Regions from separate parts of the Homo sapiens genome. Here all the other regions are linked to region 1. A link is a contact called in ENCODE Hi-C or POLR2A ChIA-PET data. All regions are on one chromosome and are shown on one strand. The core of a region is the stretch at or near the end of the contact, and the rest is flanking DNA. Distances in the headings are between cores, read along the strand shown.

What was found. A loop is a pair of places that touch in the nucleus more often than their neighbours do. ChIA-PET counts read pairs that join two places held with the same protein, here RNA polymerase II (POLR2A). Pooled maps may share reads with other maps.
Region 2: a loop to region 1 is called in a pooled map, with 12 times the contacts of the local background. The contact joins the promoter of RHOBTB3 here to the promoter of CAST in region 1. A Hi-C loop is called at or near these places in 10 of 50 pooled maps. POLR2A ChIA-PET finds 5 or more read pairs at or near these places in 2 of 52 experiments (A549 and B cell).
Region 3: a loop to region 1 is called in a map of B cell, with 7 times the contacts of the local background. The contact joins the enhancer-like site here to the promoter of CAST in region 1. A Hi-C loop is called at or near these places in 3 of 168 maps with a recorded cell type or tissue (B cell, CD8-positive, alpha-beta T cell and naive thymus-derived CD4-positive, alpha-beta T cell), 1 of 37 single-sample maps with no recorded cell type and 7 of 50 pooled maps. POLR2A ChIA-PET finds 5 or more read pairs at or near these places in 2 of 52 experiments (CD4-positive, alpha-beta T cell and activated naive CD8-positive, alpha-beta T cell).
Region 4: a loop to region 1 is called in a pooled map, with 4 times the contacts of the local background. The contact joins the enhancer-like site here to the promoter of CAST in region 1. A Hi-C loop is called at or near these places in 6 of 168 maps with a recorded cell type or tissue (CD8-positive, alpha-beta T cell, ascending aorta, gastrocnemius medialis and 3 more), 2 of 37 single-sample maps with no recorded cell type and 19 of 50 pooled maps. POLR2A ChIA-PET finds 5 or more read pairs at or near these places in 6 of 52 experiments (A549, CD4-positive, alpha-beta memory T cell, MCF 10A and 3 more).
Region 5: a map with no recorded cell type shows a loop between it and region 1 (6-fold over the local background). The contact joins the enhancer-like site here to the promoter of CAST in region 1. A Hi-C loop is called at or near these places in 1 of 168 maps with a recorded cell type or tissue (lower leg skin), 14 of 37 single-sample maps with no recorded cell type and 5 of 50 pooled maps.

Annotation. Positions count from the first base shown.
Region 1 is chr5:96,661,126-96,663,797 of GRCh38, reverse strand. CAST (calpastatin) reads right to left here and starts at 1,422. Exons shown (of 32, transcript NM_001750.7): 1 at 1,301-1,422. The coding sequence starts at 1,375. RefSeq lists silencers at 646-925, 1,116-1,705 and an enhancer at 1,268-1,769.
Region 2 is chr5:95,730,022-95,732,693 of GRCh38, reverse strand. RHOBTB3 (Rho related BTB domain containing 3) reads right to left here and starts at 1,358. Exons shown (of 12, transcript NM_014899.4): 1 at 1,010-1,358; 2 at 610-835. The coding sequence starts at 1,011. It also overlaps a transcript of SPATA9 not described here. RefSeq lists silencers at 996-1,375, 1,436-1,565 and an enhancer at 1,726-1,935.
Region 3 is chr5:95,807,562-95,810,233 of GRCh38, reverse strand. No RefSeq gene overlaps it. Among named protein-coding and RNA genes, the nearest start is that of GLRX, 14 kb to the left of the region's middle. RefSeq lists enhancers at 958-1,037, 1,458-1,547, 1,798-1,847. Within about 2 kb of position 1,358, at least 28 of the 41 ENCODE cell types and tissues checked have a DNase peak (open chromatin) inside an H3K27ac peak, as active enhancers do; they include B cell, CD4-positive, alpha-beta T cell and CD8-positive, alpha-beta T cell, where a contact is called at or near this core.
Region 4 is chr5:95,841,883-95,844,554 of GRCh38, reverse strand. All of the region lies in intron 1 of LOC124901029 (a long non-coding RNA gene), which reads left to right. The region is part of intron 2 of LOC102724720 (a long non-coding RNA gene); the gene reads right to left. Among named protein-coding and RNA genes, the nearest start is that of LINC01554, 9.0 kb to the left of the region's middle. RefSeq lists enhancers at 1,335-1,444, 1,455-1,574. Within about 2 kb of position 1,299, at least 24 of the 41 ENCODE cell types and tissues checked have a DNase peak (open chromatin) inside an H3K27ac peak, as active enhancers do; they include CD8-positive, alpha-beta T cell, ascending aorta, gastrocnemius medialis and 2 more, where a contact is called at or near this core.
Region 5 is chr5:95,923,529-95,926,200 of GRCh38, reverse strand. The region is part of intron 2 of ELL2 (elongation factor for RNA polymerase II 2); the gene reads left to right. Among named protein-coding and RNA genes, the nearest start is that of ELL2, 37 kb to the left of the region's middle. RefSeq lists enhancers at 1,182-1,476, 1,958-2,097. Within about 2 kb of position 1,305, at least 6 of the 41 ENCODE cell types and tissues checked have a DNase peak (open chromatin) inside an H3K27ac peak, as active enhancers do.

The DNA of each region.
Region 1 (2,672 bases), core at 173-2,672:
TAAAGTGCAGAGAAGCTCGCTTTTGTGCGCGCTGTCTCTCTCTCCCTCCCTCTCTCACTTTCTCGCTTTCTTTCCTCCACCCCTCCACCGCTCTCTCCAAGGGTCTTGGTCTCAGATCTCAGTTGCTTCTGCCCCTTGATGTTTGGGATTTTCTCCTTGCCTCACATTGCAGCTGCCTCTCCTTTGCGTCGGCGAATGTACGTCCAACAATCGCCCTCTAAAAGTTTTGAACTTTACTTAGGGGTTAAAAAAGAACTCTAGATCAAAGCTCTTGCGAGCTGCGTCCTAGTGCATTCAGGAATCCACCTCCTAGACAGAATTCCTCCAGCAACAATTCCAGTTCCATCCCACTTGTGAGCGCCAGCAGAGCATAGTGCTTGACATCGGGGCGAGAGAGGTGCATGCGCCGCGCACGCTCGGGCGCGCTCATACATACCACAAGAGGGTGAGTCCCCTGCCTCTCCCCGAGCCTAACCTGAAGGTCTGCGAGGAGGTCGCACCCGGTCCGCACCCCTTCCCCGCCAAACCCCGGACAACGCTTCATCCGCACGCCCAGAAGGGCAAAGCAAACACACTCCCTTCCAACACACTCCCTTCCGGGTCCTGCCCAGGCACAACCGCTCCTATTTACCGTCTTGTACCACCAGCTGGCGAATGCCATGGCAACAACCGGCTGGCTCCGATCCGCACGGCGGGGGAGCCGGCGAGGGCGCGGGGTGTTGCGTTGGAGGCGCCGGGCTCACACTCCGCTTGGCCGGGACCGGGCTGGCACTGAGCTCCGCACATCCCAAGGCGGCTGCCAGGTGGGCAGAACCCTGGGGGTGGGGCCCGGCGCAGGCCCCGCCCCTCCTCGCCCGCCCAATTTGGCTCGAGGCTGGTTAGGGAAGAGGCTCTGCGTCTCCAGGCAGCCACGCCCTGCGGCCCGGCCTTAGCGCGGAAGACTACATCCCGCTGTCCAGTGAAACCACCCCACTCACTCGGGGGTCCTGAGTGAACCTCATTCCCCGTTCATCCTCATCCTCATTCACCCACGTCTTACCAGCCAACTTTTCTTGACGCGTCCCCCCCTCCACTCTACCCGGCCAACGCCACGCCCAGCGCACTGGACCCGGCCGGGGAACCGAAGCCACCTGCAGCCACCTGCCTGGCAGCGGCCAAGCCCCTAGCCCTCTCCCTGCCCCGCGGGGGCGCCGGGGACTGCAGACCCGCCAGCCTGGCAACGCCCAGGGAGGGCGGCCACAGCTCCGGGACCCGGTACCCCATCGCCCAGCCCCGCGACGCCGACAGGAGCGCCACTCACCTCATGGGTGCGGCGGGCGGCGGCTGCTCGCCGGGGCCGCGGGGAGGCGGCGGGCTTCTGGCCGGGCTGGGACATGGCGAGGCCGCTGCGGCCGCTGCCTCCCGGAATGCGCCGCGGAGAGTGGCGGGGAGGCCTGGCGGGGAGTCCTGCCAGGGAGAGAGGGAGGGAGGGAGGGAGCGGAGGGCCCGGGAGCGGGCGATGAAACAGCTTTTCCGACCCCACCCCAGGTCTGCGCCGGGGTTCCCCTAGCCCCGATGGGCCCTCCCCTTCCTGCCCGCGGAGGGACCCGGGCTCCTGCCCTGTAACTTAACACCCTCCGCCCCGGTCCTCACCCGGTGACCCGCCCCGGCCCCAGCACTGCTCTGGTCCCGGTTGGTCAGAAAGAAGGGGTTGGAGGTTGCAGCGTTCCTCCTTCGATGCCCAGATCTAGCTTGCAGTTGTGCAACGAGAGAGCGGGACCCGGGCGTGGCCAGTCTACGCTTCGACCCTCCTCCCAACAATCCGGAGAAGTAGATACTCTTTCTACATTCTGCTCCGCTTTAGCTGCGAGAGTTTACCAACTCAAATCTGGCCCAAGCCTGGACAGTCTAGATAAGGAAGCGGATCACAAAAACAAATTGGTCTGTGTGTGTGTGCGTGCGTGCACGCGCCTGTGTATGTTTTATATGATTTTACTTTGTTTTTTGGCAGTTTCGAATTTTAATAAACTTTTATGGGGAGGAGAACATAGGTTCCAATGCAAAACGGAGAACAGTCCCAAATTTAAACCCTTATAGTCTTTCTAGAGTCTGGCGAGTTTTGTTTCTGAAGCTAGATTGCTTTCTTCTTGGGCTCATCTTAAACAGCGCTTCCTGGTTTGGGGCTGGAAGTGAAATTTAACAAGCCCTACGTGCTTATGTGAGAAACTGTCAGCCTGCAGTTGCTGCTGGTTCACAATCAGGCCTGACAGAAAACCTGTTTGTTACCCTGCAGTAGCATCATCATTCTGGGACTTGGGGTCACCGCTTTCTGCAGCGTTGGGGTTTAGACAGTTGAAGAGAGAGAAGGCAGAGCCTTTTTTTTTTTTTTTTTTTTTTTTCTGGAGAGGCAGTTTCGCTCTGTCTGGAGTGCAGTGGCGCGATCTCTGCTCGCTGCAATCTCCGCCTCCCAGGTTCAAGCGATTCTCCTGCCTCAGTCTCCTAAGTACTTGGGACTACAGGCGCGTTGTCACACCCAGCTTTTTTTTTTTTTTTTTTTTTTTAATGGTAGAGACGGGGTTTCACCACGTTGGTCAGACTGGTCTCGAACAACACCTGACCTCAAGTGATCTGCCCAGTGCTGCCTCCCAAAGTGCTAGGATTACAGGCGTGAGCCACTACAGCCGGCCAGAAGG
Region 2 (2,672 bases), core at 109-2,608, 930 kb after region 1:
TGTTATTTCTGATTTATGAGTCACTAAGACAAATGGCTAACACATAAAGAGTATTTGCATTATTAAAATTAAGTTTTCAGAGATCAATTAATAGTGCTATAAATGAGTCATTTAAAATTAACTCCCAGTCCCTGTCTTTTCCTCCGCTTTCCAGAGGAACTATTTCTGAACTGTCCCAGTGAAAAGTATTTTTGCCTGTGTTGAGCTTTGAGAGGGATGTATTTTTAGAACACCAATATTACACTATCACCCATAGGGTAGACATAAAAAAACACTGCTTTTTGCTGATGAAACTTAGTGACCCCGTCCCTTGGAGTTGGCACATTCAACTGTCTGCTGCCTACCAAGGGTCAACCCACAGTCGTGAAGTGTACCAGTAAGTGCTCCACATTCCCACTGGGGCCTTCTATCTTCCTAAGAGTGTTCTCTGACAGGGCTGTTCCCTGCCCAGTGAAACAAAGGACCAAAGATTTTCTCAAAAATGTTTAAAAATTTGACCCATGTAACGCGGACACTCCACACTCACGGAAGTGGGCAGAAGGGGGAGGGGGAAAAAAAAGGAAAGAAAAGCTTCTTCAGCCTCAGCGCGGAGCAGCTGCTCTTCCTTACCCAGACGGGACAGTCGTGGACCACCAGCTTGACATTCCCAAACGCACTGGCCTGATACTCGGTGAACACCGGACGCGCGACCGTGCTGGCCGCGTTCAGCAACAAGCTGCTCTCGTCCCCGGAGACCAGAGGGCTTCTCCCCAGGTAAGTGCGGATAAGCCCCGACGGCCGGTTGTCCTGGTGGAATGTGTCCCCCTCGTTCCCCAGCGCCACGATGTGGATGGACCTGCACGGACAGAGGGGGCGAGGGGAGAAGGGAAGCACGGTCAGCGCGCGGGTCTCTCCTCGGAACAGGAAGTGCGGGGGACAGCGCGCGGCGAGGATGGGCACCAGCCCCTGTCCCTGGGGCGCACGGCACGCGCTGGAGAGAGACAATGGCAGGACGGCGGCGCGTACGTACATGATCTCAAATCCAAGGGCAGGGCGGCGACTCGGAGAAAAGCAGCGGCTCACGGCTTCGCGGGGCCCCCGGGCGGCGAGTTCACCCGCAATCCGCTCATCCCCGGCCGCGTCCCCCTCGCGCGCCTCCACCGCGGCGGGGCCGACGCAGAGCGGGGCCGGGGCCGCGCCAGCCAGCGAGCGAGCCGGGGACCAGGGCGGGCTAGCGGGCGGGGGATAAGCTGCCGCTACTCAGGGAGTGCCCGGGAACATCGCCGGGCGCGGGACCGCCGCACAGCCCCAAGTGGACGCAGCTGACCGCAGTCCCCTCTCCGCCGCGCCTCCTCGGCTGGCAGCTGTCGCCTCCTGCTGCCGCTGCCGCTGCTCCTCCTCCTCTAAGCAGAGAAGGGGGGTCGGGGAGATCGGGGCCTCCGCCCCCTCAGCGGACCGGGCGCAGCACGTGCCAGCCCCGGGGGTCGGGCGGATGCGGGGGACGCGCTCCCCGCGGAGGCCCCGGGAGCTCCGGTGGCGGCGGCTGGACACAAAGGAGCCGCCCGCGCGGGGCGCCGCGGAATATAAATTAATAAATACAACGCCCCAGCCCGAGAGCTCCCAGCCGCCAATCCGCCTGCAGCAAGTTTGTTCAACTCGCAAGGCCGTAACCAGAGCCAGGAAAGGGGGGTGGGGCGATGGGGCCCCCGCTCACTCCGGACTGGAAAAAGGAGGTTAGGGAAGCTAGGGATTCCAGCCCGAGTGCCGCCCCAGCAACCCGATTTCCCCCCCTCTTGGCCTTGACCGAAAGTGCTTTACCACGTCTGCCGCTTTCTCATTTGTCAACATGCGCTACAGCTGTTTTCTAAAATCATACTTGTGAGAAAAAATAAAGGCAACATTCATGCTGCTGCAGAAAGAGTTCTTTGTTCACACACCAATTAATTTGCTAATGTCGCCTTGGGGGGATTATTTACTATTTCAAGCTATATTTAGCGTATTTTACCGAAAACTTCAGGATTTTAAATGCTGGGATTTTTAGTGTGATCGTTTTTAAAGGAAGTTATGTATGGGGGTTTAACGTGTTGGTAAGTTAAATGCCAGTTTACTTGGAGATTTTTCTGTACACGTTATGGCCACATATTTAATAATAGCTCCGCAGACCAACTGAAAACATAATCACGTAAATGCAAAGATACTTTAGATTCTTTCATAATAATGCACTGAAGTAAAGGCTATGAATATCCCTAACGTGCTTCAAACTACCTCGATACAAACGAACACTGGGATCCACTTACTAACACCAAAATGGGCCAGGGATTACTCTGGGGTTAGACTCCTCCATACAGTATTAAAATTCTAACCAGTACCTTACTCTGTGTTGAAAAGAGTTCTTGCTTATCCTTTTATCTGTTTATTTTTCCCTTCTGTAAAATTGGACTGTTTCTTTTCTCAGCTGAGCTATTTTGAGGGTATGAAAGAGGGGGTATTGAGTAGGGCAGTAAAAAAACTAGGGCAACAGCTTTTTATTATGGGCCCTTATTGCTCGGTTGAAAGTAGTTTAATAGTTTCTCGTGCTCAGAGAGGATATAATGGGAGATATTCTTTATGTGGTCACTGTTTTTTTTTTTAATCTAATTTCCCTTTGCATTTTCTACGATTTCTCTTTGAGTCTCTAGAACCTAAACCATCCT
Region 3 (2,672 bases), core at 109-2,608, 850 kb after region 1:
TGCACACCTCCATGGAGGCTCACCTAATTTTTTGTATTTTTGGTAGAGACAGGGTTTCATCTTGTTGCCCAGGCTGATCAACACTCCTGAGCTCAAGTGATCCACCTGCTTTGGCCTCCCAAAGTGCTGAGATTAGAGGCGTGAGCCACCACACCCAGTCTATCTTTTAATATATGGTATGATTTATTTAGTTTACTGTCTCTTCACTATTAGAATATAAGTGCCTTGAGGTCAGGGATTGGTGTCTATTTACCGCTGTATCTGCAGCATCAAGACTGCTTGGCAGATAGTAGGCTCTTTCTTGAGTGAACAAATTAAAGAATAAATGAACAGGTACAGATCTGGTTGCCTCACTGGGAGATCCCCCAATTATTGGTTCCTGGACACCTTTTCTTTTGAGCCATTCAGTCTCTCCAGCTTCACAGCTGGGGGTTGGGCCTCATCCTCAGGGTTCTGGCTGCCAAGCAGGGAAAAGGGACTTGGCAGCTTCCTGGCCAGTGTGTAGACTCTCATGTAACCTCCTGTTTTCTGCCCTGCTCCTTGCTGAGTAATTCCGTGTGATCTGCAAGGATAGAAAGAATGATCTTTCAAAGAACATGGAGAGAGATTGGCAATAGGGGCTGGCAGAAAAAAACAGCAAAAATTAACCACCAAAAAATTCACAGCCAAAGCTCTACTCTTTCTGTTTACTGAAGAAAGCAAGTGATCCAATCTCCTGCGAATGTTGTTGATTTTAATAACCACCTTCTCTGCTTCCTCCAACCTGGCCCTTTGGGCTAGACTCCAGACAGCCATTTCTTCCAATTCAAGGCTGTCCAAAGATGCCCCTTAAGGAGAAAGAACTGGTAAATTCTTAAACTGATGGTAAATTCCTAAACTGGTGGTAAATGGATCTATGTGGCCCAGACCACACTATTTATATCCCCAGTGAGTATTATTAGGTCGTTATCTTGACATTTGGTTGCCAGAGAAAGCCATGCTCCCTAATTTACTACACCATAATAATTGTTCACAGGTCGTGGGAAATATTGTAAAGAACTGGGATCCTGAGATATTTTACTTAGAGTTCCTTTCTTATATTAATAGGGGTCTTCTTACCAAATACACCGAATGTTTGAAGGGGAAGAATTTAATCCTGCTCATTAGGGGAAGAGAATTCTGGCCTGGTCCCTTTAAGCACAAGGGATATTTAAAAATGGGTCTATATTTATGCACAAGTTTATACTTCCTGTCTCCAGGCGACTTTTCTGGTGAGCTGTGCAGAGCTGAAGGTAGGAGAGAGAGGGGAACTAGGAGAGCCAATGACGGCACAGAACATCGTGCAAGCTGGGGCTCTGGGGTTTTTTACGGACTCTTCCAGCGCACTCAACTCCTCCCTCCTAGTTGGCGGGGCTCAAGCCTCTGGGGACCTGCAGCTGAGCTTTCTCAGAAGCAAGAAGAGATGCCTCCTTCCTATTCTCTTGTGTGCCTTGTGAAACTTAAAACATTTCATATGTAAAATTACAAGCTGTTTATGGGGTGGAGATTTTGCGCTTCCTCCCATTATTAAGTCATCCTTGAGAACTGAGTGTGGATGATCTTTAACACAGTCTGCCCAGGGTTCTAGCCAGATGTGTTAAATGGGGACCAAAGGACCCACTCTGGGAATGGAGGACCAGCAACTCCTGGGAAGACAGAATTAAAGAGCACGGCTGGAACCTGTGGCCACGGGGGCTGTCCCCCGACATCTAGAATGCGACCCTTGTGTAGAGCTGACTCTGGGTGCCTTCATCCAGCCCCCTGCATAGAAGATCTCCTTTAGCCTCATCAAATCAGTCACTGTGTGATTAAAAAGTTCAGGGGGTGGCAGGGACAGCTGCCCCCAGAAAGGGAACAGTGTGGGCATCTCCAGACAGGTAAACCACAGGAAAACCAAGGAGCCCTAGTTCTCCTCTCCATCCAGGAAGCCTTTAGCTGGCAGCACAAGGGAGGGGCGGCCACACCTTAGGTTATTTTTGAGTCCGTTTCCCCACCCCTGTGTGAAGGTGTGGCCCAGTGGCAGATAGACTGTCCTTAATCTAACCAGAGGAATCCTCCTCCTCCAAGTGAGAAAAGGAGCAAAGGATGCAAAGCGCCCCTTCAACACTCCTTGAGCTGGAAGGAGAAGAAAAATCTCTCCTCCTTTACAGGAATTTGGTAAGTGAGGGATAAGTGATCCCCACTAAGGAGCATGAGCTTTAGTACAAGGACTTTTTCTCCTCTGATTGAGCCGCTGTGTACTGTAGAACTCTGGTGAGGAGCGGTCCTCAGGCCTATTGAAAGGATCAGAGAATACACATATCCTGTTTTCCATTGTGTATGCATAAAGAGGTACGAGTCTACAAAGCTTCAACTGCATCTATTTTTTCCTTTTTTTTTTGAGATGGAGTCTTGCTCTGCCATCCAGGCTCGAGTGCAATGGCACCATCTCAGCTTACTGCAACCTCCGCCTCTCTGGTTCAAGCAATTCTCCTGCCTCAGCCTCCCAAGCAGCTGGGACTACCGGTGTGTGCCATGGCACCCAAGTAATTTTTTGTATTTTTAATAGAGACAGGGTTTCACCATATTGGTCAGGCTGGTCCCGAACTCCAGACCTCAAGTGATCTGCCTGTCTCAGCCTTCCCAAGTGTTGGAATTACAGGCATGAGCCACCA
Region 4 (2,672 bases), core at 50-2,549, 820 kb after region 1:
AGGAGGAGCTCAAATGGTGTCAGGAGGAATCCATCTCTCCCTCTCGTTTCTGCTTTATCCTGTTGTCTTCATCCTCACTCAGGCTTTCTTGGAGAGAAGGCAAAACCCCAACAATTGCAGATATACAAACTCCAAGTCTCTGGCCCAGGGGCTCCAGGTATTGAGTTGCATCTCATTGGCTCAAATTGCCTCCCATACCGCTTCTTGGATATATTGCCTTGATCGCATGCCTAACCCTGGCACTAGGATTTGAGAATTTACCAGAGGTTACCTCCTGGTAGAACTGAGTCTTAAAAGAAGAACCTAAGCCAAGGGCTAAAAGTAGTGGAGGGGTGGCTCCCCAAGAAGAAAAGATAGATTCTGTTTCAGGAAGAAGGGATATTGAGCAGGTCAAACCACAGCGGTGTACTCCCTTCACCTGCTCAGCCCTGTGCCTCTCTGTGCTAATGGATAAGGCACACCTGATACCTTTGGAAGGCTCTAGAGTAGCTAAATCATAGATACTATTAGCCAAGCTAGCCTGCCCATTCAGTTGTGTTCATTGAACAAACATTTATTTATAGTAAGCTGCAAACTTAAACTGAGCCCATGCAGGGAGGTTTATTGGGTAAATCAACTTCCCAGAACTACTGCGTCAGGAATTGCCACAGGCTTCTTGTTGGCCAAGCCCCTGGGGCCACACTTCGAGTCTTGGCTGACTGTCAGCTACTATTTTTTTTTTTTTTTTTTTTTTTTTTTTTTGCCTTTCTGCAAGCCCCAGGTTCCAGGTTTTTTTTTTTTCTTTTTGCCTCTGGTTCCTAGGTGTTTTCTCTTCTCCTAACTTTGGCTAGGCACAGGACACATCTTTCCAGCTACTTCTGACACTCTCGAAAACAAGAAACAAGATTTTTTTCTTCATCAGGACTGGAGATTTACTGGGGACAGGGAAATCTTCGAGGATTCAGAAGACCTCCTGCTTCCTTAGGGTCATTATTCCTGATCATCACCCTTTTCCAGTTCTCAACCTTCATGGCATTTCTGCCTCCTCTTCTGTGGCTGAAGTGGGACTCACAAGCTCTCTCACTCCTGTGCACTGGCAGTGCCAGCTACCACTTACTAAGCACCTACTCTAGGCCAGGCCCTGTGGAAAACACATTATCAGTATATCATCTCAAATGCTCCTCCCCTCTCCTCTGCGGTGAGTCCTGTGACCCTCACCAAAGAGGAAACTGGAGGCCGGAGAGATTAAGTCACTTGCTTGCATTCTGTGGCCAGTGAGTGGCAGCCGAGGAACTGGGACTGGGTCTGCCTGGGACTGAAACCACGCTCTTCACCACCACACTGTAGTGCCTTCTGTGGGCCTCTACTTCAGGAAGCCCTTTTCCAACACGTGAGCCTGAAATCACAGAATGGTGAGAACAAACGAGGGTGCCTGGAACACTGCTCAGGAGCCCCCAAAGACTCAGGAAAGCCATTGGCACGCCTCATGACCACAAGGCTGAGTGATTTCAATCTCTATGTCTGACAACGCACCACCCCGCAACGGCATGCACGGAAGATTTATAATGGGTTTTCTTCATGTATCACCCCTGCTGGTATCAAACCAGAACCACCTCTATTTTATGTAGTGTTTCTCAACCATATTTTACTCATGTGCCCTTCTGATATGTGCAAAATTCTTACTATCACCATCCCAAATGCTGGGGTGGTCCCCAGGGATTTCTTTCCTCCCACTGTGATTTTTGCATTACTCCATCTCACCTACCAGTTCCTGTAGTTTGAATTACAAAATTCCCCTCCTTTATTTTCCACATATAAAATGTTTATGTAATATTAAATATCAGAATACATCTAGACATATTTAAAATATTAACGCCCCAGATCGCGTTGGCCCCAACCAATCAGAACTGCTGCTGGTCCTTGCCGCATGCTGCTGAACTGCAGCCTAGCATTAGCCCTGTGTATACTTCCAGGAGTCCTACAATACTTCCTGGGGGCACCTCTCCCACCACCACAACTGGGAATCCTGAGCTTGGATCTAGTGTTTCTGCTAATGTTGCTATAGAATTCAACTAGGTGAGGAAGAAACAAAAATGGAGATTGCATCATTCTCTTTCTCCTTTCTTTTATGGAAACCTTCCTCCCAACCAATTGCTTCATCATGTTGGGGTTGGCCTTGCTCTCAGTACAAGGGATGGAATAATCCAAGAGGAGTAACAACAGCCAGGTGTGTCACTGTGTGTCAGAATAATGCCCCATGTGCATTAAGTTGCTATCAAGGGGCATCACCCTTTCCTCATCTCAAACTCCGACTATGAGGATATCCAGCTGGTGTCTATATGGCAGCCACCCACTTGTTCCTCCTGAGGGAATTGCCTTTGGGTTTTCAGATCATGAGGAAATGAGGCAACTAGTTTCATAATTCCTGAATGTTGACCCAGTCCTGGAAGAAGTCAACGCCCAACTGGAACATTACTGCTCTTGCCTGTGTCAGAAGAGGAACAGGATGACATGGCAGGAATCTTAAAGTGCCTCCAACACCGCCTGTGAATCAGTACTCACAGGTCAGAGCCTTCAGGGTGATGTTGAAAGGCAGGAATACTGCTCAGCCCAGCAAAATAGCAGGGCCTAAAAAAGACGGGGCCAGAGTTGGGGGGAAGGAAAAAACAAATTAAGTGCATGTCGGACACCAT
Region 5 (2,672 bases), core at 56-2,555, 740 kb after region 1:
GATGTGAGAGGCTTTTTTTTTTTTCTCCCCTCAACCCATAATGTTTGGGCCTAAAGTCATAACTGCAGGTCTAGTTTAAAAAATAGCACATGTGGCTTTCAGGTTGAGGTTTCTATTTTCTGTTCTGATTCTAGACTATTCTGTCCCTAAACTGTGGAGCCTGAATAGTACATGCAAATATATTTCTCTAGCTTAAAGTATATTTTCTAGATTTTAAGGAAGTCACAGAATCAAGAGTCTAGAAATAATTTGAGAACAACAGAGAATTCTAATGTTTAAATGTTTGCAGTAAGTTTGTATCTAAGCTAATATATAGTCTATATATAGTCAAATAATAGATTTTAGATAAAATTAAGAGATGGACTGGCTTCCTGGGATGCCGGAGGGGAGGTGGGTTCTGAGGCCATACAAATTGGGAAACTATTCAGTATGAAAAGACCCACAGCAAAGAAAGTTATTTTGTTTAACTTGGCATTTCCTAAATTTATTTGAGGAAAGAACCCCTCTTTCACATAAGGAAACTTTTCAGCATGCTTCAGAAATGCTGGTGGAAAGAAAGCAAACACTTCAGTTCTAGGCCTGGCTCAGGCATTAATCCACCTTTTCATTTAACAAATATGCATTGAGTGACTACTTTGTGCCACGCACCACTTGAGGTGCTGACAATATATTCAGGGAACACAACAGACAAAAGCCTCTGTCCTTGCAGAGCTTATATTCTAGTGAAGGGAGAAAGACTATAAACATAATATGTTAGTATTACAAGGTAATGAGTGTTTCAGACAGCCATGGAGCAGGCTCGGATTTGTAGTACAGGGGTTGTCAATCTAAGTATGACTCTAACTTGAACAAATCACTAAGCCTCATTGTCCCTAATCTATAAAAAAGAAATTATAGATGATCTTGGCCCGCTCAGCTATATGAGTCCACTTTAACACCAGGAATTGTCATGTCAAACCATGGTACTGCTGGTTCACTGAGCATTTACAATCACCTTATCAGAAAAGGTGTCTGTCAAACAAGAATTCTGTAAGTTTGAATGATTTGTAATCCCACAGAAGAACAAAACACTTAAATAAATGAAGAAAACCCTTGCTGGTTCTATTTTTAATCTAATGTATACCTCAATCCAATATTGAGTAGAAAGTATTTGACTCAAGGACAGGAAACCTGCAGTAAAGGTACCAACAGCTTTTCAGCAGATGTTAGCATTCACATATGAGAAAGTTGCAGCAGTGTGCACATTGTGCTTCTGCCCTAGATCCTTATGTAAATAGGACGTCCGTGACTTGATGTTGAAATGACCTTTCAGGCAGTATTCTGTTGCCACATGCCTGAGCTTGTATCCCAGAGTAATTAGACGTTTTGACTTACACATCTTGGTATACAGTGTTTATGCTAATTATAAATGTCTGAAAGTTTCCTGAAACTTTTTCTTTGTAGCTTTTTATCAAAGACAGACAGGAGGTTGGGAGGAGGGTTGTGGATTGTGGTCCTAAGCCTTTGATTTTCAGTCTCTCATTTTTGGAATGAAAATTAAAATCTGCTTTTCCAGTTGCCGAGACATGGTGGTATATTTTTATATTCTTCATCTTGAACAAGAAACTGTTTGGAATCACAGCATTTTAATACTTTTTAAATAATATTTTATTCTTAAGGCATTTAGCTAAAAATTCAAGATTGTGAGTCCCTAAATAAAAATTATTCCCAACTGACCTGTAGGAAAAGCTTAAAATACTAAAATTAAAATGGAGAAGTTTCTATCTCACAAAGGAATGGTCTTCCAATATTGTTTCAAAATCAGACCTCAAAACTTATTTCCTGTGGTGGTTACCTCAGTCCTCAAAGCTGACCCTAGGTCTACCAGTAGCAGTCAGTACATTTTCACTTCCTCCTCCTCGTATTTCATGAACCTGAAGGCTAGTTTTTAAGAAAATGCTTTATAACCATTTTGGAAAAAAGAACTGTGTAGATACACAATGGAATAGGCTCCTGCATATCAGAGGGGACTGACGCATATCCACAGGTTCCTCTGAAACTCTGCCTGAATGGCTCTAGATTAGACAAGGTCTCAGACCCACCCTAGCTCTGGCCTTCAACAGTCCCACAGGTTCTGGTCTGCTCTGAAGTTGCCATAGTTTAGTTCTAAAGCTTCCCTCTCACCAACCTGCCCTAATTGTCATATATTACCTGCTCTTTCCAATAAGTCTCCTGCTTTCCTGTCCATTGGCCAAATTGTTACACAGCCTTACCAGCCATAAACATAAGTGCTACCTTATATACCCATTTCATTCTTAAGAGTATACTTGGATATTGATACAATTAACTTTGTGTCTAATTAATACATCTTCAAGAAATTAGATGCACTAAGTCTACAAACCCTTTTGAAATTTTAAGGATGTAAAATTTGCCTGAAAACATCTTGCTCTTGAAAAGCTTCAGATTAGCTCAGACCATACCATCTGCATTGATGCTGCTCTGAAACTACCAAGAAAAGGCAATGTAGAACTCTGATTGGCCTGGGCTTAGCTCAGACCATACCATCTGCATTGATGCTGCTCTGAAACTACCAAGAAAAGGCAATGTAGAACTCTGATTGGCCTGGGCTCCATGTCCCTTTGTTCCCTAACCTCTAAGCTCCACTTCAGCTCCATAGCTGCAAAGAAACTCAT